Linked DNA regions of Mus musculus: region 1 is linked to region 2. Evidence: chromatin loops called from intact Hi-C (ENCODE). Cell type or tissue: left cerebral cortex. All regions are shown on one strand. Each heading gives the region's core, and the rest is flanking DNA. Links, peaks and the distances in the headings are about the cores only. Region 1 overlaps Nck2 (non-catalytic region of tyrosine kinase adaptor protein 2). Region 2 overlaps Fhl2 (four and a half LIM domains 2).

Region 1 (16,605 bases), core at 5,519-13,518, 330 kb after region 2:
GTTCTCCAAAACCCACTCTCCCCTAAGCTACTGCCATCTGGAATCACATACCCACAGCGGTTTGCTAACTCTGGTCAGGAACTTCTCTTAGACACTCCTGCCCATTGGGGCTGCTCAGGGCTTCTCTTAGACACTCCTGCCCATTGGGGCTGCTCAGGGCTGGCCCTAGACTGCTGGGCTGCTGTGTACCTGTGGTTTTGCATAGAGTGCAGCAGGATCCTGCCTCTACTTTATGGGAAGAGAGAAGATTGTCTGCAGAAGCCATTGTTTGTTGGGCAGCGCTGTCCCATTGAAATGCCATGTGAGTCACTCACCCATGTGAATGCCAGCCCCAGATGTAACTTTAAATGTTCTCAGGGCCGCATTAAAAGTGTAAAAAGAAACAAGTGCTACTGTCACGCTTTTCTTTACCCAGTATAGTGAGTTTGATTTATGTATATAGTCATTACAAACATAATTAATGTGTGACTAGACTGTTTATTTATTTATTTTTTTATTTAATGAAGTCTTCAGAATCCAGCATACAAGGTATATTTAACAGCACATATCCTTCTTAGTGCATTACAAACCTTTTAGAAATGTGCTTTTATTGTAGAGATTTAAATTACCAACATAAATAAGTTTTTACATATTTTTGATCAGTGCTAAATACTTAATCTATATGTAGACATAGAAACTAAAATCATGTTTTTGAGTGGTCTCTCACACTTATACACATGCACCCCCCCTCTACGCAAGACCAGACATTGTAATTATTGTTCTAAGCACATTACAGACAGTAACTCATTGAATTCTCGCAAGACCTGAACACGGCACTTTCTGCCTTTATTCTGGAATCCAAGGGGATTGGATTGGCTGGCTGAGATCACAGCCACCCAGTGGCTGGTCTGGAACTTCTGTTCTGACCATCTCACCCTCTAAGCCAGGCCACTATACCTTTGTTAAGATATGTCCAAAATGCATAAAATGGAACATAAACGTTCATGATAGTTAAGATTTGAGAAATGATGAAAGGCAAAAAAAAAAAAAAAAATCAATGATAGGGAGTGGAGCTTGGATGCTTGGATGTAGATTCATTCTGGAAACTACTTATCAGCTCCTTTGTGAAGGAGGCTCTGGAGTTGGGAAGGACTGAATGACTAAGACTGCTTCAGTGGCCTTGGAGAGGCAGCTCTGAAGGGTTACACTGTTCTTCGGACGACTCCCCTGCGCCCATCTGACATGTGGGAATGTCTTGAGGATTTCCAGGTTGGCTTTGGCCTCTTCTAGTGGTAGAAGGCAGGGTTGCCTCTTAGTCTGCATCCTTGGAAGCAGCTGCTCAGACTCCCTTTGGGAACTATGGCACGGGAGCGTGTGCTCCAGACCTTTGCAGACTCGGCCTCTGGTGTTTGGAGGTTACTCGAGTCTTGGTAAGCCTTTTGCACGAGCATTGAAAGTGCCTGGAAATGATACAGTCTGCCCATGTCTATCGATTTTCCTTCAAGGATATACCTCCGCTTCAGAGTGTATGAACTTTGGCTGAGGATTTAAGGATGTCTGTAAGTCAACAAATATTTTAATTATATCACTTAGGAGCCTGCCTGCAGAAGCATGCTTGCTGTCTTTCCTTTCTTCCTTCTGTCTGCTGTGTCCATTTTATGGCTAATCAGTTTACAAGCTTGTATCAAGCCTGGGTGTGTGAGGAGGGCCAGTCAGAACTGATAATAAATTGTTCTTATTATTGGGTGTGATGGAAGCCAGCTTGATGTTGACATAAAAACCACAAGCTACGTTAGTATTTTTTTTTTTTTCTAAGCAAGAAATAAAAGGATTCAGAGTTATGCTGGAAAGTTTCATCAGTGAATTTAAAGAAACAAACTTAGCAGAATATAGCAAGATAGATAATAAATTGAGTCTTTCTGCCTATTCTTTCCCCCTTTCTGTGCTTTGGGGATTTCCCTTCATTTCTTCACTCTTGTGTGGTCCTGTGTTCAACCACTGGGCTTTTCTATGTGCTATGTTCACCTGGGCGCACACACTACCCTTTATGTCCTTGTTCACAGTCTCCCTAGGATCTGTTTTGCTTGGCTTTATAGATTGACTCTTATCCCTTCTGATCAGTCCTCGGCTTTGCCTGGGCAGAACTAAAGCGTGTTTGATGAACTGCCTGTGGGTCAAGAGTCTTGGTGTTCTTTTCAGACTTGATTGTGCCTTGTACCTGATACACTCAGTCATCCAAAGAAAAGCTAATTCTGTCTACAGTGGAACTGGATTCTCTCTTCACGACTGTGTCTAATGGGTCAGGGGTCCGTGCCTGAGGGAGAAAATATGTTTTAACATCCCGCATATTAGTGCATGCATGGCTTCCTCTTCATTTTGGGATCTGATTTGCTATCAGATTTGGATTGGGAAATAGAGACAGTTCATTTTTGCAAATTCAAATCGCTTTTTTTCAAGGTTAGTGTTTTGAAAAACTTGATGGACGCTTGAACATCCTTTACCTATGTCTATAAAACTCATTGATTTTTCAGCTGAGCAACTTTCCTGTGCTGACATTTGGTAATATCTAGAGACACTTGTCATGCTTAGAGGTGCTGCAATGGATGGTTGATACAGGCTGGCTGTTGCAATCCTGTAATACATAAGCCTATCCCCACAGCCAAGTGTTAACTAGCTCAGAATACCCCGAGTTAATCGGCCTTGGCCGGAGTGAATGCAATTTTCTCCACATAAGTGTTAGTGAAGTTGCTTTTAGGAGACCAATTTCATTCCTCCATTTTCATTAACATAGTGAAAGTTATACGTGTTTAGAACGCCTGAATACCACTTGTACATCTATGTCCTTAAATATGTAAAGGAGACACTTCTATGTACTTGACTCTTTGTGTGTGTGTGTAAAATAATGCCAAAGTTTGTCAGTCTGCTTATCCGTGTCCAGTCATCATACCTGTACCACATACCTAGGAAGAGCCCATTGTTGCATTGTGACACCTATCTGAGCTGTGAATAAAGTCCATTGCTCTCAGAAAAGCCCACTGATGTGGGGTAATAGGGGACCCTTTATCAGTTGCGTGAGCAATGGCTGATCAAAAGACATCAGTTTTCTTAGAAACTTTACACGGATGATTATCCAGAGAGATGTATTTTGTTATTACCAAAGTTCACGGGCTTGAGGGCTCAACCTGGTTTGTTTTGAGCTGGGCACGCGCGTTAGTGTTTGAATGTTTGATGTCTGCTTTCTATGGTCCTTACCCTCTTCAAAGAGAGAGCACAAATACCACAAATTAGACCTTAGGAAGGAGAAGGAAAGGGGAAATTCTAATTTGGCTGTTAGTTGCTGACTCCCAGCATCTACACAACTATGGATTAGCCAGCCTAGGATATGATGACTGTCTGATTTTTTTTTTTTCCCTTTGTAAATAGGCTCTTTCTTGATCAAGCAGAGGAAAAAAAAAAAGGACCCTAGCAATGTGGAGGAGGCTTGCCAGTTGGAGTTGCCTTGTCTTCGCAGCTGTCTGTGTTGTGTTGATTATTTCCTGTCCTTTCTTCTTCCTCTTTTGACCGAATTTCTTATCACCATTCTTCCGGTTCTGTTACTAGGATGAATACTATACAACACAGTGAAATTTCAGTGTTCTGAGATCTTAAATCTTATAGCTTATCTTTTCTCTAGCCCTATCTCCGATGGCTGAGGATCCTCTGGAAAGTTAATGGTAACTCTTGGGGGACAGAGGAACTGCTGAAGTTAGGTGAGGCTGAGCAATGTATGTATCTTTTTGTTGCCTATAGGCTATTCAGTGCCTTTTCTTCTTGGAGGGTGGGTAGAAGGAATCTTCTGTTGTGAATCGGATGTTTTGTAGATGAAGAAATTATCCAAACTGGCCGTATGCTCCCAACTGTGAATGGCTTTCTGGAGAGAGATCTGTGGTATGGGGATGTTTCTTGAAACCTGCACTCCACTGCGGTTTGTCTCCTGCCTGTAAGCATCTGCCTTAGGTGGGGGATATTTTGGCTTTTCATTATAATTTGAACTGTATTAAATTATATCATTCTAAACTTGATTAATAGGTTTATCTCAATTGGGATGTCTAAAGTCTTGATTCCTATGGGAAGTAGAGATTCTTTGTTACTGATTTGGCTAGTTACACAATTGCATGTATCTTCTCTTAACACTGTTTTGTGTTTTTGTGAAAGAGGTTGCCACAGTGTTTCTTACAGGGCTTTGGCGCTTTTATAGTTAGTGTGATGTAGTCCTTGATTGGTAGAACGTTTCCTTTAGGAAGCATGAATAAATGATTTAAGTGGCAGATCCAGGGCCCTGCTAGTGTATCAGATCCTGCACAGAGGTTGAGGCTGAAAGTGGGTGGATGTAGAGGTGACAGATCATGTTATTCTTCAGACCTCTCTTGTGTGGTGGACTACTGTTGGGATTGTATTTTGAATAAGCAGTGTTCACTTAGTGAGTATTTATTGACACCAACTGTGTGCCAGGGCTGTGGGAGCCAGCCAGAGATCTACCCCCAGGGAGCCTGTAAACTAGCCTAGAGATTTCTTTTAGTCCACACTCATTTCTGACCTTTAATCACCATCTCCACATTTGCGTGAGAGGTGACACTACACAAAGTCTCTCCCACCCTCCCTAACACCAACAGAAATGTAGTTCCAGTATTTTGGAGAAGGATAACTCTTTCCCAAGTTCCTTGGAGGTGGAGGCTAGAATGGTCACCTGAGAGTTGTTCCCTGGTGTAGCTGTGTACGTTGGTGGCTGCCTCAACATACTCATCCACTCATGTAGATATTTCAAGGACTCAGATGAAAGTCAGACCATTTGTTTGCACACAGTAGACTCTTGTTTTGGGGTTAGCTAAACCTGTTCTTTCTTATAATGTAAACTCTGCTTGTCTGTTGCTTACTTATTTAAAAAAAATCAGTAAAACTACTTATTGAAGGTTTTAGCTGAATATTGCATTTAGGTAGCACACAGATAATTTATTTCTTGTTTTGTTTGATAATGGTGTAAATGCACTAGCTCACATTTTGTTTGTTTTTATGTATGGATTTTGAGATAGGTTTTCAGGCCCTGGCTGGCCTGAAACTCAGAGATCCACCTGCCTTTGCTTCCTGAGTGCTGCAGTTAAAGACATGGGCCACCTTTTAATTTAGAGAGGGTTTATTCAGTCAAATTTCTGTTTCTTGTGGAACAGTGGGTTTTGCAGATCAACCCTGTCCAGCTAAGGCAAGGGCTTGTTTTGTTTTCTCCTAGGTCTGATTTGGAAAGTACTTCCTTTGAAACTTAAAACTGTTTCTTACTCTAGTTTGAATGTTTCTTTTTATATCAAGGTCCTGAATTTTTGTAAATGCAGCTTTTCAGACTGCCAGTTTCTCAATCCAGTGCCCAGATCACAAAGGTGGTTTGTGAAACTTTTCTAGAGGTGGATAGGTGTCAGCCTTTATTTTTAAGTTTTGTTTAGCATAGGAGAACAAACCAACATTGCTTTTCAACGTAAATAGGGTCTTGGTTATTCCTGCCGAAGTAGCCTTCATTTCCTTTGGCTTCAGATAATATGGATTAATGTAAAAGGGGTTTTTGTGAAATACTAGAATTAATTAGTGATAGACTAGTTAAGGCTCCATTGTTTCTCTTGAAGTTCATTTGAGAGTAAACCAAGTTTGATTTGGAGATAGGAGGTTTGTGATGGATTAAAGGTAGAACATGTTGGATTCCTGGTTTTGGGCCTTGAGAAAGGGAGACTTTGTATTAAGTTCTTGTTCAGTTTCATTGAAAGTTGCAAGTTTGCTTATATAGTCTATTTATCATTTTATGTATTCAAGCATACACTGTTCTTTTGGATTTCAGTAATGTAAAAACCTTGTTCTGTTTTATTACGCTGAGCCCCCTCCCTCTCTCCCTCCCTCCCTTTGTCCCTCCCTCTCTCCCTCCCTCCCTCTCTCCCCCTCTCTCTCTCCCTTCCTTTTAAGTTGAAAAGTTAGTATTAAATTGAGGACCTAGATAGAGCTCAGGGCCTTGGGCTTACTGGGCAAAAGCCCTTGCACTAAGCAGTATCCTCAGCCCCACCCCCTTTTTTTCTTGAGTATTGAGATTCACCAGTTTTATCAGAGTACAGTTTGTTGCTGTTCAAAGGCCACCATGGTATTCTGTACATACGTTTTAATTTTATATTTACATTAGCATGCCCCTCACCCTCCAATGATCTCCCGATATAGCATAAGCTAGCTGTGACTTTGCTGTGTAGCCCAGGCTTGCACAGGAGATCTTCATGCTACCTAGCCCTGTGGGCTTGAATTGCTAGTATGTACCTCCAACCTATCTGTGCATTTTAAAATACTTTCAGATAACTGAGACATAACCAGCACCACTTTTTCTCACTTGGTTGTCTGGCATCAGTATAGGGCCCTCATCATATTTAACGATCAGTGTTGATACACGATGTTAACAAAAGCCTGGGCTATGTTTAGATTTATATAATTAGTTCCTAACATCTGTTTCTCTGTCCCAGGACCCCACATTGCTTTTAATCCTGTCATCTTCGTTTCAACTGTCTGGCGTAGCTTTCGGGGCTTGGTTCTGGTAGTTCCAAGCACCTTGGGCAGGTTTTGAGGGTTGTTTAGTTTCCTCATGATGAGTTTGGGGTTCCGAGCAGAGAGGTGGAAACTCCGTTCTCTTCACATCACAGGTGCCGCTGCCCTATTTCAATTTCTGTTGCTGTGCTAAAATACCCTGACAAAAACCAACTTCGGGGGGTGGTGGGAGATGACTTCTAGCTCACAATTCTAAGTCATAATTCTTCATTTTGGGAGAGTCAAGGCAGGAACTTGGAGTAGCAAGTCATATCCCCAGGAGAGCCGAGAATCAGTTCCCGAGTGCTTACTGCATAGCACATTGATTTCACTGCAGTTCAGGGCCCGGTCATGAAATGGTGCTGCACTCATTCGGGATGGGAATCTCAACCCAGTTAAGGAAGATCTGCCACAGATTTGCTGACAGACCAAACTGTCTAGGCAGTCCCTTCTGAGACTCTCTGCCCAGGTGGCTTTTAGATTGTGTCACGTTGACAGTTACATACTGTCAGCATAGTTTGCAACTGTATGCTAACCTCCACCACCTGGTTGGGGTACAGTTTTTTCTAATGTTGATTTTTTTTTCCCCCTTCTTTCCATCTCTGGTCTTTGGGAAAAGTCAGCTTCTGTACCTGGAATGGTTGTTTCCTTCTTTTAAAGATTTGTTTATTTATTTAATGTATCACCATTGCTCTCCAGACACACCAGAAGAGGGCATCAGACCCCATTACAGATGGTTGTAAGCCATCATGTGGTTGTTGGAAATTGAACTCAGGACCTCTGGAAGAGCCATCCGTGTTCTTAACCACCGAGTCATCTCTCCAGCCCAGAGCGGTTGTTTCTACAGTAGCTACTCGGAACTCTTCATAGGAGATGATGACGTTCAGCCTGCAGGAGACAATTTCAGAGGCCATAGAAGGCATGGCAACATGGCTCCTTGGCACTGTGGTGGAGGAGGCGATAGGGTGGTTCTTCAGCATATTTCTAGAATGTGGTTTTGGGATATGGAGAAAAATACATTCTCAGGGCCTGCTTTGCACTTAATGACTTTTTCTCCTGGGACAAATTGGTCAGAAACCTGTTGAGACGAGTTTCCCAGGTGATTCTGATCTGTATGGGAAGTTAAGGGCCTCTGCTATGGATTAGAATCTGAGCCCTTCTCCTGACTTGGCTTGTGTGGAGGCCCTGTGCTGCTCTATGCTCTGAATCCTTAAGCTCCAGGCAGGGGCTTTTATTCTCACAGCGTGTGCTGGCTAGTCTTAGGCCAGTTTGACACACAAATTGGAGTTATCCAAAAGGAGGGAATCTCAACAGAGACAAAGCTTTCATGAGATCCAGCTGTAAATGGGGAGGGCAGAGCCTATTGTGGGGGATGCTATCCCTGGGCTGGTGGTCTTGTGTTCTATAACCACAGACGATGAGCAAGCCAGTAAGCAGCACCCTTCCATGGCCTTTGCATACGTTCCTGCTTCCAGTTTGTTCCTGTTTGAGTTCTTGCCCCGCCTTCCTTCAGTGATGAGCAGTGATACAGAAGTGTAAGCCAAACAAACCCTTTCCTCCCAGCTCGTTCTTTAGTCACGGTGTTTCGTTGCAGCAATAGAAACCCTGAGTAAGTGCCCACCCCGCCCCCCAGTTTCTACCATCTTGGTCTGACTCCCTTTATATGAGCCTATGCCCCTTCTTTCTAGATAGCTTCACTTCTCAGTTTGATGGTTTCAGGTTTGCGGTAGAGGAAGAAATGAATGACAGTTCCGAGACCTTCTATAGAAAGGTCTGGGCCAAGGAAGGGAGACTTGTAGTGGTATCATTTGAGTGTGAGGCCAGGAAACAACTTAGTCTTCTGCATCTCCGAAATTACATAGGTTACAGAGCTTCATTGTATCCCTTTATGTGACTATAACTTATGATGCTGTATTTGTGTATTAAAATGACTAAATATAAATTCAACAATGTTTTTGAACTTGCAGTCTTTTCAATCTGTGCCTCTGTTGTAGCTGATGTCCATTTTGGTCTGCATACACACACACACACACACACACACACACACACACGGAGCGAGAGAGCGAGAGAGAATTGGGGGGGCGGGGGAGGGTCTTACTTTATGTTTTAAATAGGATCTCACTGATTTACTAGCACAGGATTCAAACTCCTGGTCTCAAGTGATCTTCAGAAGTACTAAAATTACAGGTACACACCACTGTATCTAGCTACATTTCTGCTGTTACTTATTTAGTTATTATTTTATTTATTTATTATTTGAAACAAGGTCTTTCTAGGCAGCCCAGGCCAGTTATGTAGCTAAGACTTGAACTTGAAGTTTGCCTGCCTCTGCCTCCCAAGTGCTGGGATTAAAGGCATGGGCTATCATACCTAGTTCTGTCTGGTGTTCTTCTTAAAGAAAGATTACTACTAGTTAGAGATGACAGATATGAATTTCAGTGGCTTTGTGTGGATACCACTTGACTCCATGACATTTATGGGGCTGGGGAACATTCAGGGCTGTCTTGGGCTTTCCTGTCACAAGGCTGGTGACTGGAAAGATGCCTGTGAGAGTGGGGAGTGAGCCAGGGGTTTCTGCTGATTCTTCAAACTGAGGGAGGCCTGGCCTGAGGGTGTCGGCTCCAGGACTTACTGGGCAAGTGTCAGATCGCAAGCTTGGCCAATACTTATGAATCATCTCGAATCTGCCTTCCCTACTTACAGCCACGGCAAATCAGGAACTCTCTTCTCTGAAAAGGGACTTAATCTCTGCTTCAGCCCCCAGTTTGAGATCTAAAGGTTTGTTAAAATGGGAGTTGGAGCTGATATTGTATAGAGTTCAGAATTATTTCTTAGAGAAGACTTATCCTATCCACACCCGTCTGCTGATAACTTCACAGGGGTTTGTGGACTTGTGATCAAAACAGAAACCCAAACCAGGCATTTTTATTCTGACCAGCTTTTAGTTCATATATAGTATTTCCTTTAAGCGTGACTTTAGTGGCACAGTCCATACCCTTTGCAATGACCAGAGAAATAACAGGAATTTCCATGTGGTTCCACCGTGGCTGCATGCTGCAGGCGAAGGCAGATTCCTTTCCGCTTTCCTTTGATTTCCTGTTAGACCTGCCACTCGATCTTGCTGGTCATTGTGTGCATAAAGATGCCCCGCCTGAGGTGACCTGTGACCATATCTCAAAATTAGTTTGGAATATTGAGTTAGTAACTTACGATATTAAAATTGCCTAAAACCAAAACCATTTAAAACCCAGAAGGTTCTTGAAAAAGTCTCCAGGCCTCAGTAATGTGCCTGTAGAGAAAGGGCACACGGCATAGAAAGACAGACCTGGCTGGAACAAACATAATCCTGCCTTCTGATGATGTCCTTGCCACCGGCCAGAGGCCGTCTGCCTAGGCCTTGCAGGAAAGTAGCTCAATTTTGTTACCTAACAGAACTCTTCCCAGCCTTGCAATGTGTTACCTACCTTCAGGTAGATAACATAAAATATGTTCTCCAAGGGGGGGAAAATCTAAAAACAATTTATTTAAGTTATAAAAAGCTCCATTATTGTTTTTATAAATAAAGAATTAATTCATAGTAGGAAATTATATACTGTTTCTTGGCTAAAAACACTAATGTACATTTGTTTGGTTTAAGAGGTTATTTTATAATGTTTTGGCAGTTGGATTGGGCCTTTACAGCCTTGTGATGACGTCTAGGAACAGAAAAAATGTCAGTATCTTTAGAAGATCTCACGCCTTAAGGTTTTTTGGCTCTCTGGTGTTCTGAGGCAAAGCAGCCCTTGGAGCTTTTGACCTGTGTTTAAAGAAAAATGCTGTGAAAATTCAGTGATAAGACTTGGCACACACATTGCTTGCATTGGGCTTCTGTGGGTGCAGCACTGTAAATACCAGGGGTGAGAAACTCCCTTTAGCGATGCCTCAGAGGTGCGCTCTCAAAGCACCACGGCCACGGCAGCAGGCGCTGATATTTATTGAGTACTTAACAGGGCTGAGCATTTCATACCTGTTGTCTAATTTGATTCTCTCTACAACCTTACAAGGCTGCCCTTGTCCTTGTTTAACAGATGAAGTGGCTGGTTTGAAGAAGCTAAGCAATTTATCCAATTGCTAGTCTTGGCAGCTTTACTTTGGAGCATTTTCCTGTGGGTGTGCTCTATTTGCACGCCTCTGCCATGGTGCTTGGCTTGGCATTGGCCACAGTCACGATTCCTAGGTGTGTTGCATGTTCATTCTCCAGATTAATGGGCGGTGTGTGGTAGACATCCATAATTATTTTAGCCATGCAGTTTGAGTGGACGAGCTCCCTTAGCTGTGGCTGCCCTCCCAGGGCTGCTGCTTCAGGGTTCAAGCCCAAAGCACTGTGAAGCTGCCTCAGAATCTGATAGCCAATCCTGTCTGTCTGGGAAGGAAACCAGTTCTGGTTGTCTAAAGAGAAGCTGGCGGCTTTGCCAGGCAAAAAGATCTGTAGGTGCAAACAGAGCTCCAAGTATTTTATTGAGACCCAGATCCATCCCCTTTCTTTTCCTCCTTTCCTCCTTTCTTACTTGCTTACTTAGAGATTTATTTATGAGGGCCCCAGGTATGCTAGGCAAGAGCTCTACCACTGAACCACACCCCTAGCCCGAGACCTTGATTTCTGAGACACAGTTTTTTGGCACTTTTTATTTATTTTCTTTCTGTGGTATGGATGCCTTTGAATAGTAAGGATGACACAGTAACTTTATTCTTCTTTATTGAGTGTATCTCTTTATTGTTCTAATTTTATAAATTCATGTCTTGCTAAAATGAGCAGAACAGACTCCTTAAGACAGTTGTGAAGAAGACTCCTCCCCATCTTGCAGACTTCCTGTTCTCAGCTTCATGTTTGCAGCCTCTGTTTTTGTGGCCACTGTGTATAACTGTACAATCTTCTCAACACATACATCTCTCCCTTTGAAGGGACTTCCTGACAACAGATGAAACACTCTTAGCCTTGGCATGTCCTTTTAAGAGTGACTGTTGCTCTTGGTAGGTTGTTCATTGGAGCCATATTTGGGGCACAGGGTAAATGGTAGAGTTGGATTATTATGCTTTTAGTCAGTGGCCAGATGAAAGAGAGGCCTGGGTATTCCTTTGTTTAGTAACCCATTTGCTACACACAAACATCATCTAATGGTGGGGGTGTGCTTGAGAAATCTGTCATGTGATTCATGTCACAAACCTAAATGGTACAGGAATACCAGACAGCCATGTTACACACCTGGAAGGTCTGGATGTATGTATGTATGTGTGTGTTCATTCTCTTGTTTGTAGTCATGATGACAGCTGTACAAGATTAAATTAAGCACAAGAGAACATGAGGCAATCAGGAGACACAGTAAGCTCCAAGTATTTAAGACAGCAGAGGGGTTATAGTTTGTGTGTGTGTGTATGTGTGTGTGTGCTATGAGCAGTCATTTATCATCAAGTGTAATGTCCTGCATACAATTGCACATGCATTTACATATGTGGCACAGTCGGTTCCATGAGCATCAGTGCCAGGGTGGCTGTGACATTACCAGTCTGTAGGATGTTTGTGTTCCAGTGTCCCCTAAGAACCACTGTAACTTACGTGATTTGTCAGTGACTGAAATTTCATTATGTGGCACATTATTGTATTTTCCGTCAGCTTGTCATGCCTGAAACAGGCAGATAGCCTACCAGAGGTACTATTTAGATTGTACGTTTTAGAAGAAGACATGTTTTGACTGGGTGTCTTTGTAGGCATGTGTATTGGATGTGGCAGGCCCAGACTCCAGACTCACAGAGCTTAGTAGTAGGCTGTGTATTTTCAGCTGCTACACGTGTACTGTTTATTACGCAGTGTCAGGTGACTAATACAGGATACCAGAGTGGCCTATTTTTATTACTTCTTGGTCAGCATTTGCTACCAAGCATGACTCTTCAAAATTACTATTCTCGTTCTCCGTGAGGTTTTTATGGTGTTTCCCCTAATTTTTTCAAGAGTGCAGAAAATTACTTTACGGGGTACCTTTTTTTTTTTTTTTTTTAGCAAAAGGGTGAAGAGGAGATGTTGGAGGTGAGGGCCAGTTTGAACCAGTGGGTGTGAAATGCCGCAGCACTCGCAGCTTGAGGGGCACAGAAGGTGTGCAGGCCTTCCAGCTGGGAACTGTGTGTGCTGAGGGCGTGGTCCTGGAGGCACTGGAAGGAGTAGGAGAACTTGGTCTGTTTTAACCTGCCATAGATACCTTGCTCTCTGAGGGCTCTTTTCCCTTCCCAGAGCCCATCTACACTGTGGCCTGTGCTAGGAACCCAGGGATGGGCTTCTGCAGACTGTGCTTGCATCCACACACCCTGCCTCTGCTCCCTCATAGGTTTCAGGCCCTGCATTCTGTTGCCTTCTGTAATGAGGTCTGTTAGATTTATTACTAGTTTTAATGTCTACAAGTTAGTATAATGATAGACTAGTGCCTTTGTTTTCAGGGGTTTTTTGTTTCTGTTTTTGGATGCATACTGTTGGTCAGACTCAGGAGTGGAGGGAAGTGTTGGTCTCAGAAGCCTGCTGTCCTTTAACTCCTTCCATGTGGGTTGCACATAGGTGCACATAGGTCGCTGTGTGAGGTGGATGGTGCTCAGCAGCACACGGAACCAGGGGCTGCTGCTTCTGGTGCTGACTGAGCATAATTCCATCCACAAACCTTGTGTCTGTGTTTAGAGGGCCTGCGGGGGTTTTATTCCCTCTGTGCGCTTTGCCATTGCAGGGATTCTGTGTGGGTGAAGTCCACTCTCACCTACCAATGCTGAACGGTCGTGCTCACCTTCCTCTCTCTAGAAAGAGGAAGCCTGGAGTGTTTGATTGTGGAGTCCTGTCTGTTCCTTTCATTAGATCCCTTTTACTTTAGTGGTGTCATATTTATTGTTGTTGAGCCACTGTAGGCAACCCCATTTAAAAAGTAGAGAAATGTATTAATGTAACTTCCCATTCAGTTGTTACTGTAGGGCAACTGCCAGCATAGTCTGCTCGTGATGGACAATAAAAGCTTAGAAGTTGACATTGAGTTAACTCGGTAGGACTTTATTTTTTTCATTTAGCCTTGTTTCCACAATAGCTTAACTGCTGTTTTGTGGAAGGTATTTTTGTAGATGTTCTAGCTTGGTGCGCTGATAAGACACATTTAGGAATATCTCTTTCTGAATGTGTAGAACAGTGCTTGGCAAATAGCCCCTGGACTGAATCTGTCCCGCTACCTTTTGTGTGATCAGCCGTATTAGAACACACCCTGGCCAGGCATGGTGGTACATAACCCTAATACTTGGAAGATGGAGGCAGGAGGATCAGGGATTCAAGGCCAGCCTGGCTATGAGTCCCTGTCGCAAAGAAAGAAATACACAAAATCAAAAAAGAGAAAAAGAAGACAGCTGGGATTGGTCAGTTGCATGCTGCTTGTGGCCGCTTTCGTGGTAGCATAGTCGTGGTAGCATAGTCGTGGTAGTGTAGTGGGATTGAGTAATTGTGAGCTTGTGACCCACAAGGCCAACACACTGTGTTTTTTTCGCTCTTTCTGGAAGAAGCCTGTTCACCCTGTACGCCGGAAGTACAGATCTGAAGTGTGACAATGCTGCTTTGGAGCCTTGCCTGCCCCTTTCTTGGCACCATAGCTCTGCACTGTTTTCTGGGGCAAGAGGAGGAGGCAGCCTTCAGCAGAGGGTTTCTGAAACAGAGTGGTTCCTGGCTTATACCCGATGTCTTAATCTGTAGACTTGCTTGTTTCTTCATGGAAAATTTGAGGTAAATTTCAAAGTATTATCCTGTAGAAACAGAGGGCAACCTGTGTGCGAGCACTACAGATATAGCACCCGTGACCCCCGCAACCACAACTGAAAAGTAAAAGGAAGCAGACAGATTTTAGTGGTATGTGGATGAACCCAGTAGAACCCATGTCATGCCAACATATAGTCAGCGTGTCAATTTACTACATTCCAACCCCCCCCCCCTTTTTTTTTGAAGACTGCAGCGTTCCCCCTGTTATGTGTCTTACTCTGTAGCACGTCACAGCTGGAATAGCCATATCCTGAGGAAGCAAGCCCCCATAGTAGGCAGCCCCATCCTCTGATACCAGCTGGCTGGCCTATATAATAGTCACCCCCAATGCAGACTGCAGGACTGGTACATTCCTCCTAAGTTATGAGCACTTGGCTCAACAAGACTGCCCCTCCCCGGCCCCCTTTCAGATGCTAGCTGCAAAAGAACCGCCGCTATTTCTGACTGATCAGTTAATCAGTTAATAAGTTCCCATGCCTTCCTCTTCCTGTTCATGAATGCCATGCGACAGCTGCCAGGACTCAGGAAAGGCCCCGGGTCTACCTGCAACACCACATTTTGCAGAAGTCAGTTACTGCTAGTTTGTTAGGGGACATGCAATTCAGGAATGGCAGGGGACAAGGATGCACAGGCTGTGTGTGGCTGGGGCAGTGAGTGGCTCCAGAGTTTTTACAACCTTTCCAGTTTCCTTCAGAAAATCACCCCAAGGGGCTCATTAACCAGGGAGTCCCCAATCCAGTGTTTAAGAGTTAAGACCCAGTTACTGTTCATCTCTCCTCTGAGCAAGCAGTGGAGGCAAGATCGAAAGACCCCCATATTATGTCCCATCATACGCACAAGTTCAGTCGTGGCCTTTTGTGGCCCAGGATCAACTATCACTCTGGAAATTCTGAGGTTTTCTGGGAGCTCTGTCTGGAAGCCTAGAACACTGCCCAGAGATACTTTTTTGTATTATTTCCATGACAGGGCAGCACTAACTCAAGGCCCACCCATCCCCACCCCTTCCCCAGCTGGCAAGACCTATTTAAAACACTTCTCTGTGAGCAGCTGAGGCTTGCTTATTTTCCATTCTCCCTTGCCCTTGTCTGAGTAATTGTGAATCTCACTGCACTGGTAACTCCCCCACATCTTGGTTCTCAGGAAGCAAATGCAGGAAAATATAGTAACATTACTAGGGATCTTTAAGCGTAGCATTGTGACTGTGCTCACAATAACTTGCTGAAGAATAACCGAGCTGTGGAAGATAAGTTTCCCTGTGGGCTTTCCGAGAAATAGGTTATGTAGCTAAAACTCTCTCCATCCTGCCCACTGTCCTTGTGGACGGTGCGCAGAGCAGACTGACATGGGAGCTTGTCTCATAACCGTAGCGCTCTGGATCTGCTCGGCCTCATCTAGCCAGGTTTGGTGGATAGGGTGTGTGCGTCTAGGTGCTGCTGGTAATTAACGTAGCAGAGGGTTTTGAGTTCTTAGTGATGTCTTTAGCCTCTCTTTGCCTCCTGTGGTGCTTCTGCACGGCGTTGTTTTACCCCACATGTTGGGAATAGAAGCTGGGGCCTTGAGTATACTTGGAGGAGAACGCTCGATCACTAAGCTACACTCACTTGGCGTTTTAATGTTTATTTTTTAGGTTTTTTTAATATGAAGCTGCATTCAGGACTAGGAGCCAGAGCTCTGTCTCAGATCTTGCCCTCTTCAGTCAGCCTGTATCACGTAGATTGTTTCTTGATCCTTCTTCTCTAGGAGAGAAGGTCTGTAGATGGATAGTTACAATATGGGTAAGGTTGGGTAGAACATTTGTTTAACTTGCGTGAGGCTCTGGGGCCCAGCTCTAGTGCCACACAACAAACCCCAGAGCAAGACAAGCAGAGCGGTGCCTTGTGCCGAGCCTTATTTAAGCCTTTTCACAGGAATGGTGTCGCAGTAGAATAACCGCTATGGAATTAAGCGGATCCTGGCCGCTAAAGGGGTGTCTGAGAGGTTTAAGCATTTCCTACTCTGAGCATGTCTTTGTACAGATGCTTTAAAACTGAAGAGGGTGGCTGATGGCCTCTGAGTGTCTTAACAGCTTCAGGAGGAAACACACTTGGTACCTCCTCTTATGGCGGACATTCTTATGAAGGGTCGCACCTGTACCTGCCTTCTACTTTGCTAGTGGGTGAAATACACAGCGTGGTTGTTTCTAGGTAATTAAGAGGCTGGAAACTTACACCGTATGTGAGTGTGTTTGTGTAAATGATGGTATT
Region 2 (16,605 bases), core at 3,747-11,746:
CAAATATCCTTTCCACAGTCAGGACAGAGGATGTCATCTCTCTCTGTGAGGAAGCCTCGTCCCACCAGAGACAGGGAGCACTTCTTACAGTTAAAGCAGTCGTTGTGCCATTGGCGTTCCTCGAAAGAGATGTACTTTGTGCCACCCAGACCTGTGCACAAAAGAAAACACAGGTGACCAATTGCACCGTCTGATCCGCTTCAACCTTCGTGCCCACTGAACGACACATGTGCAGTGAGCGATCCACTTCAATGTTTGAGCCCGCTGTACGACACATGCGCAGTGAGCTTCAGACAAGCAGCTGAGAGCAGAGACCGCACATATAATCAACAACTCTGCACAGCCTCAAGGAGCGCAGGGTCATCCGAACAGACCCTGGTTCTAACAAGGGTACGGTAACACTATGAAAAAGTGCTGGTTTGACCTGCCCGTGTAGCTCAGCGATAGAGCCCTCGCCTATAGGGTTTGAGGGACTGGTTTCCATCGCTAGCACCCTGAGAAGAAAGGTGTCTGCTGTTTCCTCGATGGTTAGGTTTTTCTCCTGAAATGAAACCTGCTCCCCACAAGGGAAAGGGAGAAAGTTCCTTGTGCGTTTGCTGAGTGCTATAATAAAGGAAGTGGATGTAGGGAGGCAGAAGAGAAAAGGGTAGGAAAGAGAAAGGGTAGAAAAGTTCTGGGAAGGGCTAGGGAAGTAACAGCTTACAGAGGGGCGACCCTGGGATCAGCTCCAGAAGCAGGAGCTGCAGGTGAGGGAAGGGGCTCAGTGACTTGGGGTATAGTGTAGTGAAGGAACGCAGGATCACTGGCCCGAGCTGCCCCGGAAAGCGTTAAGGACTGAACAAAACCAGTTTATCTTTTCACAGTGCTGGAGGCAGGGCCAGGATCCCGCATCCTATGGAAGCAGTTGAGCACAGAGCTACACCCTGGGGTCCAGCATTGGTAAACAAACAAACAAACAAACAAACATCTTGACTCATGTCTGACTGTTCCCCATGAGATGTTTAGGGTCCACAGGGTGCTGACTACACTATCAATGACAGGTGGTCTGTATGGCCGAGGGACAGCCCGAAACAGTGAAGGATGGAATACATGGACTTATGTCACAGTTGCCATCTGTTCTGGCGAGATTTAGTTACTGTATTTCAGTTAATTAAAGTTCAATGTGATTAATCAGACTGTAAGGAAGTAGCTACACCTCTACCACTTCACTACTATCACGTTCAAGTTCTCAGACCTACAAAGACTCTAACTCACCAGGTAGGTTCTATTGTAACAAGCCCTTCCACACCATGAAAATCTCATATTTGGCAAGCCACGCCAATGCTGGGTCCTTGCATGTGACTCTTTGAAGTACCTGTGTCTTTCCAAAGGCCATTTCTGCTGCCAGATGGAGGACATACCAGCAATACTTATCAGCCCTCCTTTCCTAAATAGCTTGGGAGTGGCAGTGGGGGGGTGGGGGGGAGGCAAATTCCTGGAGCTGAGGCTGTAACTCAATGGGAGAGTGCTTGCCTAGTGTGTGTGAATTCTTGGGTTCGATTCACAGAACCACAAAGGGGAGGAGCAACATCCACGTATCTGCTTTCCTTATAAATTGCCTTCCCTCTTCCTAGAACCAGAACTTTGCCACTAGCCCTGGGCAGAATCCACACTGGGCTTCAGGGTTGCTGTTGTAACTTTTCTGCACCTCTGAGTCACCTAGGAAGCTCTGAGAAGTCCCCAGGACTGGGAAAGGCTTGGGAAATGGTGATGTCTCGTCCTAGCATTTGCATCTAAATGAGCTGCAAATGCAAGATGCTTCTTGTTTTTATTTTGAGATTTGTGTTTTAGTTTTTATGTGTGTGTTTACCTCAATATATCTCTGTGCACCACGTGTAAGCACATGGCCAGAAGAAAGTGTTGGGTTCCTGGTACTGGAGTTACAGACAGTCTATGGGTTACAGACATTATAATGGGTACTGGGACTTGAAACTGGGTCCTCTGGAAGGGCGTCCAGTACGCTTAACCACTGAGTCCTCCTCCAGCCTCCCTCTAAGAAGCTTTTAGGACACCCCGGCATCTATGCCATTCCACACGCCCTCACACCCTTGGTTAAGTTCTACAGCAGAGAGCTGGGGCAAAGAGGAGCTTTGGTAGTGGCGTGTGTGTGTGTGTGTGTGTGTGTGTGTGTGTGTGTGTAGAAAAATGTGAACGTCATGGGGGAAGGGAGTATCTCCTTCAAGACTCTTCTTTTGCCCTGAAAGGCCAGCATATGCAACAAGAGGTGGAAAAAGGAGCCAAACAAAACTATATATATATATAAAATTAGGATTCTTCATATATAATTTACTATATACATAGTATATATATATTCAATCTTTATTTTTAAGTTTTATATCCTATAATGTCCCTAACAAGACTGAATTAGCAAATACTGAACTACTGCTTTTAAGAAAGAGCAGGTTTCTAAAATCTTCTATTATGTTTCAAATGACCAAAGATGTTACTCTATGCATGCCTCTCTCTGAATATTAGACATTTTAATTTAATTTAAAATCACTGACATTAAAACTGGTCAACACCTTCTCTAACGTGTTTCCTCTGTTAAGACACATTGCCTTCTTATACTCAAGGGCACTACATGGAAATGCCCTGCCCCCCCAGTCACAAAAAATGTAAAAGACAAAAACAATCCCCACATCATTGTGGGACACATTATTTAAGCAGGGAGCTAGAGGCCAGGCAGTGGTGGTGCATGCCTTTAATCCCAGCACTGAGGAGGCAGAAGGAAGGGTATCTCTGTGAGTTCGAGACCAGCCTGGACTACAGAGTGAGTCCCAGCACAGCTAGGGCTACAAAGGAAGAAGGGAGCTAGAACACAGGGGCAGAGCTTCATCTATCCAGTGTCAGCCAGAGCATAGATGCGTGGGAACTCAAACCCACTGCTGCTTTGTGCACATCTGTGGGTCACTACCAGCAACCTGGGTATTGATTTAAAGTTGCATACCTATATGGATCGATACTGTGGTCAATTATGGATGAGAAGTAAGCATCACTGCACATAGAAAATTTTAAATTAGTGTTTTCCAATTATTCGTAAAAGCAGTATAAATTGTGTTGAAGAGAAAAAGTACTAAGGATCTATTAGAAACCTCATCGAAGCTCGGTATGTATAAGTGTTTGGAAATACAGCTAAGAGTACATTCTAGTTTGCAGTTTCAAAGTTCTTCTATATGTTCTTGAAAATCAATCATTGCTTTTCAGAGCATTAATTCTGCTGTTTTAAAGGAAGAATTCTGGTTCTTCTAACCTTTTCCCCAAATTCTATAACTGCAGCAGACATCCATGTCTAATATAAAGTACTTCACATTCATACTACGTTTCCATAAATTATAAAGTGTTGGAGACATTTCCTTAGCAGAAGCTAGGAAAACAGCTTCAAAGATGGGCAGGCCACTGAAAATGTCCCATTGTCCTCCCAAACTAATTTCAAAGGAAATACAGTATCTAAGTCGCTAGAATCAGATGTCTCAACAAAATTTATCTATTTTGTATATTTTAATTTTACATGCAAATAAAGCATGAACCAAGGCCTGCCAGCTGGGAAGTCCCATAGGAACAAGACAACTTGGTTCTAGGCAAGGTACACAATGGTCTGCAAGCGTGTCTGTATAAAGAAAGACCCTACCTACAAAGCTATAGGGGAAAGTCTGTGTCTCTCTGCTTCCTGCCACATATGTCTACTGACAGTGCATCAGGGATGATGCAATGTGGGCTGGTTAGCTTTTTGTCAACTCTATACAACCTAGAATTGTCTGGGAAGAGGGAACCTCTTCCAGTAGCCAAGTAGTCTGTCAGGCATTTTCTTGATTAATGATTGACATGGGAGGGGCAAGCCCAATGTGGAGAGTGTGACCCCAGACAGTGGTCCTGGGCTATACAAACAAGCATGTTGAGCAAGACATGAAGAGCAAGCCAGTAAGCAGCACTCCTCTATGGCTCTGCTTGGATTCCTGCCTCCAGGTTCCTGCCCCTTTTGTCTTCATGATGGAGTATAAACAGTAAGACAAAAGAAATCCTTTCCTTCACATGTTGCTTTTAATCATGGTGTTTATCAGAGCAACGAAGAACAAACAAAAACAGGTAGACTGAATGAATGGGATTGGAAAGACCACTTCAAGAAACACTCCTATATATGACAGAATACTTGCACTCTCACCCCCTGCCACTGATTGGTACATGGTGAAAAATCAAAGGGCTTTAGTCTGGAGCCAGTAGTCTTTACCTTCAATATCTTCACCATACTCAATAGCTCAGCCCAAATACTAGTCTGTCAACCAGGCACATTTTGGGCTCTCACTTTGTCTAACTCTTTGGGGACTGTGCTACTCAGAATGTGTCCCCACCTAGCTGTGGTTTGTGGTTAGAAGAGTCTCGTTAAGATGACATGAATACTTCAAATACCAGGTCTGCTGTTGGGGCTGAAATGCACCATTCATTTTGTTCATGTGACTATAATAGACTCAGACCCAAGCAGAAACACTCAATGACATGCCAATGGTTCTGCATCACCAGGCTTAAGGGGAAGCCACCAGCTGTGTTCTGAGGATACACAGCAGAGGCAAAAATGCTTGTTGGGCTCAGAGCCTCAAGATATTAACAACACTCTTATGCTAACACTCTAGACGTCCATGTTGTTCCAGGAAGCAGACAGTCTCTACCCTGGCAATGGCCTTCCCAGGACACTTACCACTAATGGGGTTGGTGCACCCAGCACATTTCTTAGCGTACAAGTCACAGAAGCAGGTCAGGCAGTATGGAAACTCATCCCGTGCTGTGAAGCGTTGCCCAGATAGCTGCTTCTTGCAGGCTGTGCACACAAAGCATTCCTTGTGCCAGGGCTGCTCCCGGTAAGTAACACCTCCTGTGGTGATAGGCTGGGGGAGACAAGTGTATGAGTCAGGGCTACCCCTGTTTCTGGTAAACATCTGTCACTGCTGTTGCCCATGAATGATGTAAGACACGAGCCCCACCCACAACAAATATGCAGTTTGTTAAAGTCGACATGGAGGGACCTGTGGCTCCAGCCACATATGTAGCAAAGGATGGCCTTGTCAGTCATCAGTGGGAGGAGAGGCCCTTGGTCCTGTGAGGGCTCTATGCTCCAGTGTAGGGGGATGGCAGGACCAGGAAGCGGGAGTGGGAGGGTTGGTGAGTGGGGGAGGGGATAGGGGGTTTTCGGAGTGGAAACCAGGAAAAGGGATAACATTTGAAATGTAAATAAAGAAATTATCTAATAAAAAGAAGAGAAGAGGAGAGGAGAGGAGAGGAGAGGAGAGGAGAGGAGAGGAGAGGAGAGGAGAGGAGAGAAGAGAAGAGAAGAGAAGAGAAGAGAAGAGAAGAGAAGAGAAGAGAAGAGAAGAGAAGAGAAGAGAAGAGAAGAGAAGAGAAGAGAAGAGAAGAGAAGAGAAGAGAAAAGAGAAAAGAAAAGGAACTTCATACCCCAGGCACCTCATGTTATCATCCATACCATTGCTACGGTTCCTGGCTTTCTCCCTAGTGATGTGGGGTCTTTAGGTTTCACAGTAGTGCAGGGGAACAGAAGGAATGAGTGCCATGGGGCATTGTCACCATCCCAGATAGGAAGGTAGCACAGTGGTCAGAGATAACATTGAAGGCATCGACTGCTACTTCTGAGCAGCCCTGAGATCCTGTAGCTAGAGACCTCAGTACCTCAGTTCTGTCTACAAAGTCGGAGTGATGAAGAGAAAAGGATGAATCTCTGTGGAAGCCTTCCTTCAAATCCCAGCAACTGATGGCCTCTCCAGCTCTACTCTCATGCTCAGCCTGTACAGTAACTAGAGAGGCAGAAAGGCAGAGGCTTTCTGGAACCTGCATCTGCTGGCGTGGGACCCTGAAGGCCTTTATCCTCGCCCTATCTTAAGTCATAGGAGGTTTCTGAAGAAGCTTCAAGGTGATAAACAGCTTGCCATACCTCAACTGCATCCAGTAACCTCCAAATATTGCTCTCCATATGAGTTTAAATCATGGTGGAGAGTAGAATCAGAAGTCAGGGGAGGCTAAGTGAGCCTCACCTCGACGTGCAGTGGCCACAGAAGATAGGCCCTGCCCCAGTGCTCTTTACCTTATGAACAGTATGGCAGCATTTGGCCATTTCTGAAGTCCCTGCATGAAGCTTGTGTGGCAAGATGCTATTTTTAGGCTGTAGATGAAGCAACTGAGTCCCAGATATTGTCCAAGAATTAAGTCAGAATCAGTTAATGACAAGGCAAGAAGGAGAATTAAGACTCCCTTCTGTCCAGTGCTCTTGTCATTAAACCACACATGAGAAATCATTTGCCCTGCCCCAGAAATGGAATTTATGAAAAAATATTCTGGGTCTCCATGTTCTGGGAGATAGAGGAAGCATGTATATATAAGGTGATGCTTGCTCTGTCTTGAGTTTCCTCTGGTCCTCCCTATGTGTTCTGGATCTAGTACCCTTCACACCCTTCTCCGCTCTTCTGTCTCCTATACCCTATGCTCCCCCACTTCCTCCCTCCCCTCCCCCCTCTCCCTTCCCCTCTCCCCTCCTTCCCATCCCCCTCCCCCTCCCCTTTCCTTTTCCCCTTCCTTCCCCTCCCTCACTTCCTCCCCTCCCCCACTTACTCCACTTCCCTTACTCCTCTCCCCTTCCCTTCCTCCCCTTCCCCCTTCTTACTCTTCCCCTTCCTCCACCTTTCTTTCCCCCCTTCCCCCTTCCTCTCCCTTCCTGCCCCTTCCTCCTCTTAACCCTTCTACCTCACATCTTTTATTCACTCCCCCAAGACTCCTCCTCTCTTCATACTTTCCACTTCCTCCCACTCCCTCCACATCTCCTCACACCCTCCTCCACCCCTCTTCACACCACAGCAGCTGGCTCAGCTTCACTTCATCTTAAGCATGGCTTTCTTGGAGATTTCTTTCCTCAATACCCCCAACCTCCACCCTCCACCCTCCACCCCACCTTAGCTGGTTCTTCTTGTTATCTACTCTGTGACCAATCTGTCCTGTCTCACAGCACATGTATCAGGACACCCTGCTGGCTGCAGAATCATTTCCACGAGGATTAAAATCCATCCTTTGAATGTCCCGCCCGTCCTCAGACCCCTCGTGCCATAGGGTGTCTTTCCTTGCCTGAGGATGGACATGCCCAGCTTGAAAGCCCTGAGTGTATTTAGGGAGCACATATACAAAGGCATGCACCCACAAGACTGTGCCTGCTGCACTTTTGCAGCTAAAAGGACCATATGGATGAGCAGATGACAGGAGGAGTGACTTAAAGGAGCCACAGGGACTGCTATCATAGTGTTGCCATGTGGAGTCTGTAGGGGTGCCTGCAGGTTTGTAGCCCTGGCAGTGGAGCTGATCTACAGGTCAACAACCACTAAACGGTGCTCAGGTTTCTGTTGTGCATATGCACAAATAAATAGACTCTATGGCCATCAAACATACACGAGTGAACACAGCATTCAGGATGTGCTCCCTGCCTTGCTTACAGAGTTCATTATGGGTGAACCCAATGAGAGCTTCCCCTACCACATCAAGATGAGCCTTGCTGGAAGGGACCAAACTGTTTCCAAGCCAGAAGTGGTGGCTGAACAGCAGAAAGAGATCCCAGAAGAGACAAGTGCAGGGGGTAAGCAAAAAACTGCCACAGATGTGGTGGAGGGCAGGGCAGCAGGGGAGTGAGGAGAGCGGAGGGCATAGGAGGGCAAGGAAGTGAGGGAGGGAAAGGGTTTAACAGGCCGGTATAGGTCCTAATGGGTACTGAAGTCCTGGAAGTGTCACCATCCATGGAGAGGTATGTGGGAGGGTGTGGCAGAGCTCCTCTCTGGTTCTTATTTATTCCAGATCAGCTTAGCAGAGACAGGCTAAGGATAAAGAGTTTCCCTTCCCTCCAACATCAGATAATAACATTTGGAAATGTTCTTGAAGGCATGATAAAGACCAGATCACAGACCCAATAGATCAACACACAGACACCCAAGAGAACAGATGCGCAAGGCAGGAATGGGCAAGCTCTCGTAGCATAGAGATGTGACAGGCATCCCTTCATGACAGCTGGGCCAAGGATGGAAGCTGAGAAGGACAAGAGGCCCCAAGGGATCCCGAGCACCTTTTTGCACTGCACGCACTGCAGGGCATACTGCTTCTCATAGCAGGGCACGCAGAAGTTCTGATTCTCCTTAGGTATGAAGCTCTTGGTTCCAATGGGCTGCTGGCAGCGCTGACAGGTGAAGCAGGTCTCGTGCCAGCTGCTGCCCTTGTATTCCATCTTGCGGGTACCTGTGGTCAGAGGCGAGAGAAATCAGCGGGTGCCATTAGACTGGCTGGAGTCCCAGTAACGTGCCTCCAGAGCCTGTTACCTCCTACCTAGTGTTACATGACATGGCAAGTCTCTTCTGCTCTCAATGGCTCCTCTCTAACTGGAGATAATTTCTATTTTGCCTTTTGTTTCAACGCTATACATGCAATCCTAGAACAATATGGTACGGAGTAAGTACTTGAAGTTTACATTAAATATGGTGGTTGGGAGTTTTAAGTGGAAATAAAAATTAATAAAATAAATATCAGTAAATTTTATTAATAAACTAAAATTAACAAAATAAAAAATTTAAAGTGCATTTTCACATGGTAAAATATAGATGAAACTCAGCATGGTTAGTTAATGCTTATGTGGTAGAGTTGGTGAAGGTCACTACTTAGCAACAGTTACTCTCTATACTCATGGTTTAAATTTCTTTCGGTTATCTGTGGTCAGACTCAGGTCAAACTGAAAATATTTAACGGAAAATTCCAGAGATATACAATTCATTCATTAAAGAAAGTTGCACACCTTTCTGGGTAGTGTGATGAGAAAGTGTACTCTCCTACCCAGTCTACAAGGATGGTGATTATCGGGGCTAGCAAGATGGCTCAGTGGGTAAAAGCATTGGCTGCTCTTTTGAAGGTCCTGAGTTCAAATCCCAGCAGCCACATGGTGGCTCACAACCACCTGTAATGAGATCTGACACCCTCTTCTGGTGTGTCAGAAGACAGCTACAGTGTATTTATATATAATAATACATAGATTTTGGGGCCTGAGCAAGCAGAATTGACTGGAACAAGCAGAGGTCCGAAAAATTCAATTCCCATCAACCACATGAAGGCTTATAACCATCTGTACAGCTACAGTGTACTCACATACATAAAAATAAACAAATACATCTTTTAAAAAAAGGATGGGTATTTTCCTGTTTCCCAGGGCATCCACACTGTATTTGCTACCAATCCACCTCATTGCAAGACCAACTATCATGATACTACAGTCCTTGGGTTCATATAGCCTTATTTTACTTACTTTTACTATGTTCAACTCACTAAAGTTTGTCATAAAGCAGAGTAAATGTAGGCTTAGTAGTATCAATGGAGGGTCTCAGAAGATACTCGCTAAGGATGGAGGGAATACTGTACATCCCCTGTTGTACTTTCATTAAACAACATCCATTTGGTTCACAGTGAAGCAGAAGTGACTGGAGACTGAGGAGATGGCTCAGCGGGTAACATTTCTTGCCATGAGAGAGCCTGCCAACCTGAGTCCAGTCCCCAGAACCCACCACAGAAGAAGCAAGCCAAGAGGTATCCTTTGACCTCCACAAGTGCACTGTGGCATGTACATGCCCCTATACACACTCTCGCATACACACACACACACACACACATGCACACAGACACTAATCACCAATGATAACAAATCAATGTCTGTGGTGTTGATGATCTGGAGTCTCCAGCCCAGTGTAGTGAGGCACTACAGCAACACCCTGCTGTGTGAACCACATTGTGATGGATCTCTCTGGTTTTCCACACTGTGCCGTGAACTAGAACGAGAGCTACTCTAGTCACTACTGTCATTGCACATTTCTATCACTCTTCAGTCAATATGTCCTAGAAATTTGTTCACTCCACCATCAACAACCTTGACCAACAGCAAACACTTGCATTTATTGACTGATTCTTTTTTTTCTACATCCCTAACGTGTGTATATTTATAAAATGAGCAAATTCAGAATTGAAGCTGTGTGTGATAGATACCCTTTGTATGATGCAGTAGACTAAGAAAAGAGGCTATGTGTAAGAAGATAAGAGTGGGGTCTTGTGTATGTATCCTCAGGGATATCCCACAGCAGTCTGTGGGCCAGACCCACACTGCTGTCTATTTCTTAATAGGGGTTTATTTTATCTGCCTTATGGTAGAGCTAAGAGGGCCTCTTGCATGCTAGGAAGGATTCTACCATTATACCCACAGCCCTCAAACCATTTACCATCATAGCCTCTGTTCTTTTTCTAACAGCAGAGGAGCTGCAGAATAATTGAGTTTGTGACAGTCACTGTATCATTTGCAATTAGAAAAAAAACAACAACAAACATGTTTATGGCTTTAAAAAAAATGGTAAGGTGTTGCTATCTAGCCCTGGCTAGCCTTGACCTCACAGATCTCCTGACTCAGCTTCTAGTGTGTGGATTCTCCATGCAGTACCACATCTGGCTTTTATGCCTTTGATGGGAAATATTTTCAGCTGTGTGGATCATATAAAGGATGCAGAATGTGGGCGACTTCAACCTAGGCTTCCGGAATGGGGGGGGGGGGGTAGGTAGCTGGAATGGGGCCCACTGCTCCAGACACAGCAGAAGTACACTGGATAATGCAAGCAACTATGAACTAGTCCTTAGCTCTCAGTCAAAACAGCAAGGTTTGGGCTTCTCTTGAGCTGGCTGGAAGGCTAGTCAGGAGACATCTGTGCTATGGGTGGCTAGGGATGCATTGAGACTTCTTAGATGGTTCTTAGACAGCATACGTGGGTCACTTTCTCAGCTTCTAATTCTTCCAAGAGGTTTTATCTTACATAGACTCTGTAAAATGCGCAGGGCTCATGTGTGGGTAACACACTGTGCCTTCTAACGTGGAGGTACATAGGCTGTCCAGGGGAACAACGGATCTTGCCGTAAAAATGACATTGAACAACCAGTGTGGGGGTGAGAGTGGGTAGTTTTCCAAAGTGTTTCCTTGGCACCCAGAGGCTGGCTCCTTTACCACCGTGTTCATCTTGGTCCTCTGAGCTGCTGCTGTTAAGTGGTCCACCAACCCAGTGATTTCTCACCGAAGACAGCTACGACTCTCCAAGGCTCACTCTCAGTGTGGGCTCAGGTAAATATGTATTGTTTCTTGAAACAGGGTCTGGCTTTGTAACTCTGGCTACTCGAGGATTTATTATTTAGAGCACGCTAGTCTAGAACTTAAATCTATCCTTCTGCCTCTACCTCATGAGTGCTGGCATTAGGAGTATATGCCACCATGCTGGTCTTTGAAGTAAATCTTATAGCAACACAGGGTTGGGGAATTGGTCCCTCAGGGAAAGTGCTAGGAAGGCCACCCATTGCCATGGCCACAGGCTGCAGAGTTACCATGCAATGTGGCTAGTATGGTCCTGTTCCTACCCAAACAGTGAGGAATCAGGAAGATGTGGGTGCAAGATTAGAGCTGGCCAGTCTCCTTGAGCCCTTCTTCCTCTGATACCAGCAAGATAACAGATGACGGGGGCCTAGCATTTAGTTTGTGTGAACTGGCCGGTCTAGGGACAGGATTATGATGAAATTCTGGTTTTCTGTCTTGTCAGTGTGGTGTGTGGGGCCGGGTAAGGAGAAGGACCTGGACTAAGTTCTGTAAACCTGAATCCACTACCAAAGCTCCAAAGAAGCTCTGCCCACTCTTCACCTTGCCCTTTGGTTTTTATGTTTTAATTGGTGTATGATATTTACATGTACCAAATAGGATGCAATACTCTAAGCAAAGATTGTAAAGAGGGAGGTCAAAGCAGGGCCATTTCTATGTACAGGCATGTCTGCAGTGTCAGCCATTCAGAAGGCTTTAGCAAGGGGATCATTTGAGACCAGAGTCTGAGGCAAGCCTGGCAATGCAGAGAGATCCTGTCTCCTAAAAGATGAACAATAAACAACAACAAATCCCCTGGTCTGAATGCTGCTGTGAATATGGTTTTTTAGATTAAATTACTGTTTGCAGCCAGCAGACTTAGAACGAAGCCGATTATACCCCTTGCAACAGAGAGGTCTCATCCAATCTGTGACAATCTTGTGAGCCAAGAACAAAGTTCCCTCACGGGGAGGAATTCTCAAGACCAACTCAGAGAAAGCTTGTAGTCCCGTGAACTCTGGATGAGTCAATGCACATGGCCTCCAGTGTACAAAGGGACATGAGTGTGTTAAGCTCCCATCAGCAATATCACTTCTATATTCAAAGTAACTCCGATTGTCAGGGTTCACTTAACTACGCACTGACAAAGGACAGTCCTGCAGACCATGACCTCCCTGTGAGGTGAGCAGACCAAGGCCCACCTAGCTCCTGGCCACACCTAGGGCATAAAGCAAAGAGCACTTAGGTTCTTGGTCCAGCACCATGGACTATATAGGGATGCCCTGTTGAGGTAGCTCCCAGAACTGCTCTTATATCCTGTTAGAGAGGCTATGTGTGCTTGCAACAGCAAAAGACCTCTGCAACTCTTCTGTCCTCCATTTCCCAGCTATGTCCCAGAACCCAAGTGAAGGAAATGAGTTACGCTGCAGAGTGAGCTTCCTTGTCCATGTGTTCTGCACCCGTGCAGGTGTAATATACTAAGACACAAAAACCCCTCATATGTGGAGCTGACCCAGCTGCTCTCTGCAGACCCAAGTCCTCCCTCTGTACCTTTATCTCCCAGGGCCTGCCTGTCTGCTCACAGGCAGGAAATGTCCTAGCGCTGGTTGACTAGGCATAAAGGATAGGGAAAACTGGAGGAGCTGGGGGCATAGGAATCACACAGAAGAGAGTGGAGCACTTCAGAGGTGAATGAACAAAGCCAAAAAAAGGGAGAACAGAAGCAGCAGTAGGTAGACCCTGGGGCTGGGCTACAGCAGTATGAATGGTTGGCTACAACTCTGGAGCTAACTAAGCTACTATGTAGCTGCGTGGCTGGGCTGCAGCTGTGTAGCTAGGCTGCAGCTGTGTGGCTGGGCTGCAGCTGTGTGGCTGGGCTGCAGCTGTGTGGCTGGGCTGCAGCTGTGTGGCTGGCTGCAGCTGTGTGGCTGGCTGCAGCTGTGTAGCTGGGCTGCAGCTGTGTGACTGGCAGCAGCTGTGTGGCTGGCTGCAGCTGTGTAGCTGGGCTGCAGCTGTGTGGCTGGCTGCAGCTGTGTGGCTGGGCTGCAGCTGTGTGGCTGGGCTGCAGCTGTGTGACTGGCAGCAGCTGTGTGGCTGAGCTGCAGCTGTGTGGCTGGCTGCGGCTATGAGGCTGGCTGCAGCTGTGTGGCTGGCTGCAGCTGTGTGGCTGGCTGCAGCTGTGTGGTTGGGCTGCAGCTGTGCAGCTGGCTGCAGCTGTGTAGCTAGGCTGCAGCTGTGTGGCTGGGCTGCAGTCATGGTAAGGGTCTTAGAGAGATTCTACTCACTAGAAGAACTGCAAATTGACTTCCCAGGGCTGTTGTTTAGAAGACTGCCAAAGAATTAATTTGCTTTCCTTTTGGAGACGGAGTCTTGTGCTGGTTTTGTCTGTTTGTTTGTCTGCTTTAGTCAACTTGATATGAGGTAGAATCACTTGGGGAGACAGAGACTCCATTTCGAAAATGCCATCAGACTGACTTGTAGGCAAGCCTTTTGGTTGATGATCAATATGGGAGGGTCCAGTCTTTGGTGGGCAATGCTCCAATGCCTCCTGCCATACCCCACTTGGGTCCTAAGTTTCTAATTAACGTGGCTTAAAGTTCCAGCATCACCAATCGCCATGCAGCTATGTCTTCGCCACCCCTCCCCAGCTGTGCTTCAGACAGGGTGCTTCTGTTCCCGTCACAGTGTGTCATTTAAAAGTCGTATTAACCAGAAAAATGTTGTAGCAATAAGAATCTATCTTACTGAAGGTCTAATTATCTCCTTTGGAAAAGTATTACTTCTCACCCCATATATCTTCCCCAAATACTTCCCATATGTCAGTCTGTCACCCAGAACTCTGCAGTCCCTCCTCTTTGCCAAAAGCAATGCAAGCCAGAAATAAAACAGAAAGTTAGTCACTCTCCCACAGAAGGATGGGAGCTTGAGTGTGTGGATGGAGCTCAGCAGCAGGGTGTTCACTGGCGTGTAGGAGGCCATGAACATCCACAGCACCACAAGTCAGAATCTGACTTAAAACTGTCTCCTAAGCATCGTGTTCTTCACACATCGATGGGGCCCTGCTACATAGGACGACACAGGGTTATGGTGGCCCTGGATCTTAGAGTTAGTATTCGATCCATTGAAACTACAAACTCAAAAACCCTTGACAACTCTAACTCTCTCTCTCTCTCTCTCTCTCTCTCTCTCTCTCTCTCTCTCTCTCTCGTGTGTGTGTGTACACATGCATGTGCATGTGCACACGTGTGCTCATGTGTTTGTGTGAGAGTGTGTGTGTAGGCCATGCATATGTGTAGAGCCCAGAGGCCAACTTCAGGTTTCATCCCTCAGGAATTGCATCATCTTTTTTCTCTCACTAGGACTTTAGGCTCAATCATCTGTCAAGGTTGGCTGTGATCTTCCAGATTCTGTATCACGCATCTTCATCTGTACACGAAGACACATTCACTGGCAGATGTTATAGTCAGCACTGAAGAGCCCATGTTCCTCACACAGCAGACACTTAGAAACACCCAGGGAGAACGGGTACCCTCTCCACCTCCAGCCCGTTCTTCTTTCAGGACGTAACTGCTTCTGGGACTTGTATTTTTTCTTCCCCTTGGTAAAAATGGTTATTGTATCTGAGTTGGGGCAGAAACAAACAGAAACAAAGGGTGACAGCCTCTTTCCAACAAAATCGCCATGAAGCACTCACGTGGCCCTGCCGCATGGGGGCGCACTACACATCTGTGGAAAGGAATTACTGTGGCTGCGACTGGAGCCTGATATACACTTGATTCCAATGGCCAATCAATGCTCCTCGTTTCTGTGAGCTGTGCCTTTGAGGGTGGTCACAGAACAACGTGGGACTCCCTGTGTGAGGAAGACTGCTAGCCACAGGACCACATGTGGCTAAAGCATCAATGAGTCAGTGCAGAGGGAGAGGAGGGGCATCGGTCAACATCCGCTTTGTCAGATGAGTGTGAACTCTGCAGTCGCACTTCTTTAAAGCCCTTTCTAACCTCCCATTTGTTCTGACAGGGGGATTTCACGGTTTACACACCCCTGTGAGGTGCTGAGAAACGGGCGTTTTCTGACTGAGCCATTTTCCAGCCCTAACTTCTATAGCTTTTACATGTAAAGAAATGATGGTGATGGTGATGGTGATGGTGATGATGATAAGTGATACCTCTAGTTCCTACTACTTGGAAGACTGAAGTGGTGGGATCAATTGAGCTTTCTTACTGCCCCTCCCCCATCTTGTAACTGGCTGGCCTAGAACTCAGAGATCTGCTCTGTCTCCAGCTATAGAGTGCTGAGATTAAAGGTGTGTCCCATCGCACCTGAGACCGAATAGGATTCTTAAAGAAAAATAATCCTTTTAAATGGCGTTATGTTGCTCGCATTTATCAGTGGAGTGAACTGAATTTTGTCTAGACTTCTCTTTAAAGTTTAACATATTTGATAGCTTTACTTAAAAGTTCTTTGATTAACAAACTTCAAATTCTTAAGTAGTTCCAAAACTGAGTTAAAATTATAGGTATTGTGATAATTAAATATTATTAGTGCTAAAATAGCTAATACATTAAGAAATTTCAACTAAACCGCAAGCATGGATCATTCTCTCAACATATACTTTACAACTCAGAATCTCAAGGTTAACTCATGTTTTTAAAATCTCATACACACTTTAGTAGTTACTTAATATTTCTGTGGTCCCGAGGTATGCAAACTACTGATACAGCAATTGTTATTGTGATCTACAAACATGTTACATGACATTTATGGCTGTCCTGGGACATACAAATCCTGTGGGCCACAGAGTGGATACACCTGGTGATTCTAAAGTTTCTTAATATGTCTGCTTCCCCTTGATTCTAAACCTCCCTCTGATTAAAGGATTTCAAAGAGGCTGTCTTGACACTTTAAACTATTTAGTTATCTTGCATAGAAATCTGGTTGTGCCATCCAGGCTGGCCTGGAATGCACTGTCTTCCTGCCTCAGCTTCCCAACTTCCGGGGTTCAGGACTGCATTAACATACAAATTGCCTTGTAAGCTATTTGAGTTCACGGCCTATACCCAGTTTGTCCACTAGAGGGCGCCTGATGACCTTGCTTGGACCACTGTCTGCACAGGCTCCATCAGCCTCCTCCACATGAGTGGTTCAGAGCCCATATTGCCCAAAGTTACATTTCCCCAAACTCCATCTACTCACACTTTCCTCTGTCCTCAATCAGCTTGCTGGACCCCTGCATCTAAGTGATCTGCTTACCGCTGCTTCCAACCTGCCTGGTCCTATTTGCACGCCCATGGCTGGATACTCTCTGTGGGCTTTGTGTACTTATCCGGGAGCTACACAAAGCCATCATGTCAAGCAGTAGGTACATGTGTGAGTATGACACACTGAAAGCTACC

What was found. A loop is a pair of places that touch in the nucleus more often than their neighbours do. Peaks named below come from ENCODE experiments on the same cell type or tissue, not always from the same donor. Only the 100,000 strongest peaks of a DNase experiment are listed, where the experiment ranks them.
Region 1: a loop joins it to region 2, with 3 times the contacts of the local background. A loop is called at or near these places in 2 of 42 quality-filtered maps.

The regions. Positions count from the first base shown.
Region 1 is chr1:43,453,700-43,470,304 of GRCm38, forward strand. The region is part of intron 1 of Nck2 (non-catalytic region of tyrosine kinase adaptor protein 2); the gene reads left to right. Among named protein-coding and RNA genes, the nearest start is that of Nck2, 16 kb to the left of the region's middle. In left cerebral cortex, for the core only: no CTCF peak of the experiment used is centred there; DNase peaks (open chromatin) are centred at 10,450, 10,810, 11,435, 12,246 and 1 more place; H3K27ac peaks cover 2,817 bases.
Region 2 is chr1:43,123,515-43,140,119 of GRCm38, forward strand. Fhl2 (four and a half LIM domains 2) reads right to left here. Exons shown (of 6, transcript NM_010212.4): 4 at 8,138-8,307; 5 at 4,730-4,916; 6 at 1-151. Among named protein-coding and RNA genes, the nearest start is that of Fhl2, 32 kb to the right of the region's middle. In left cerebral cortex, for the core only: no CTCF peak of the experiment used is centred there; DNase peaks (open chromatin) are centred at 4,865, 6,917, 7,245 and 10,942; H3K27ac peaks cover 1,967 bases.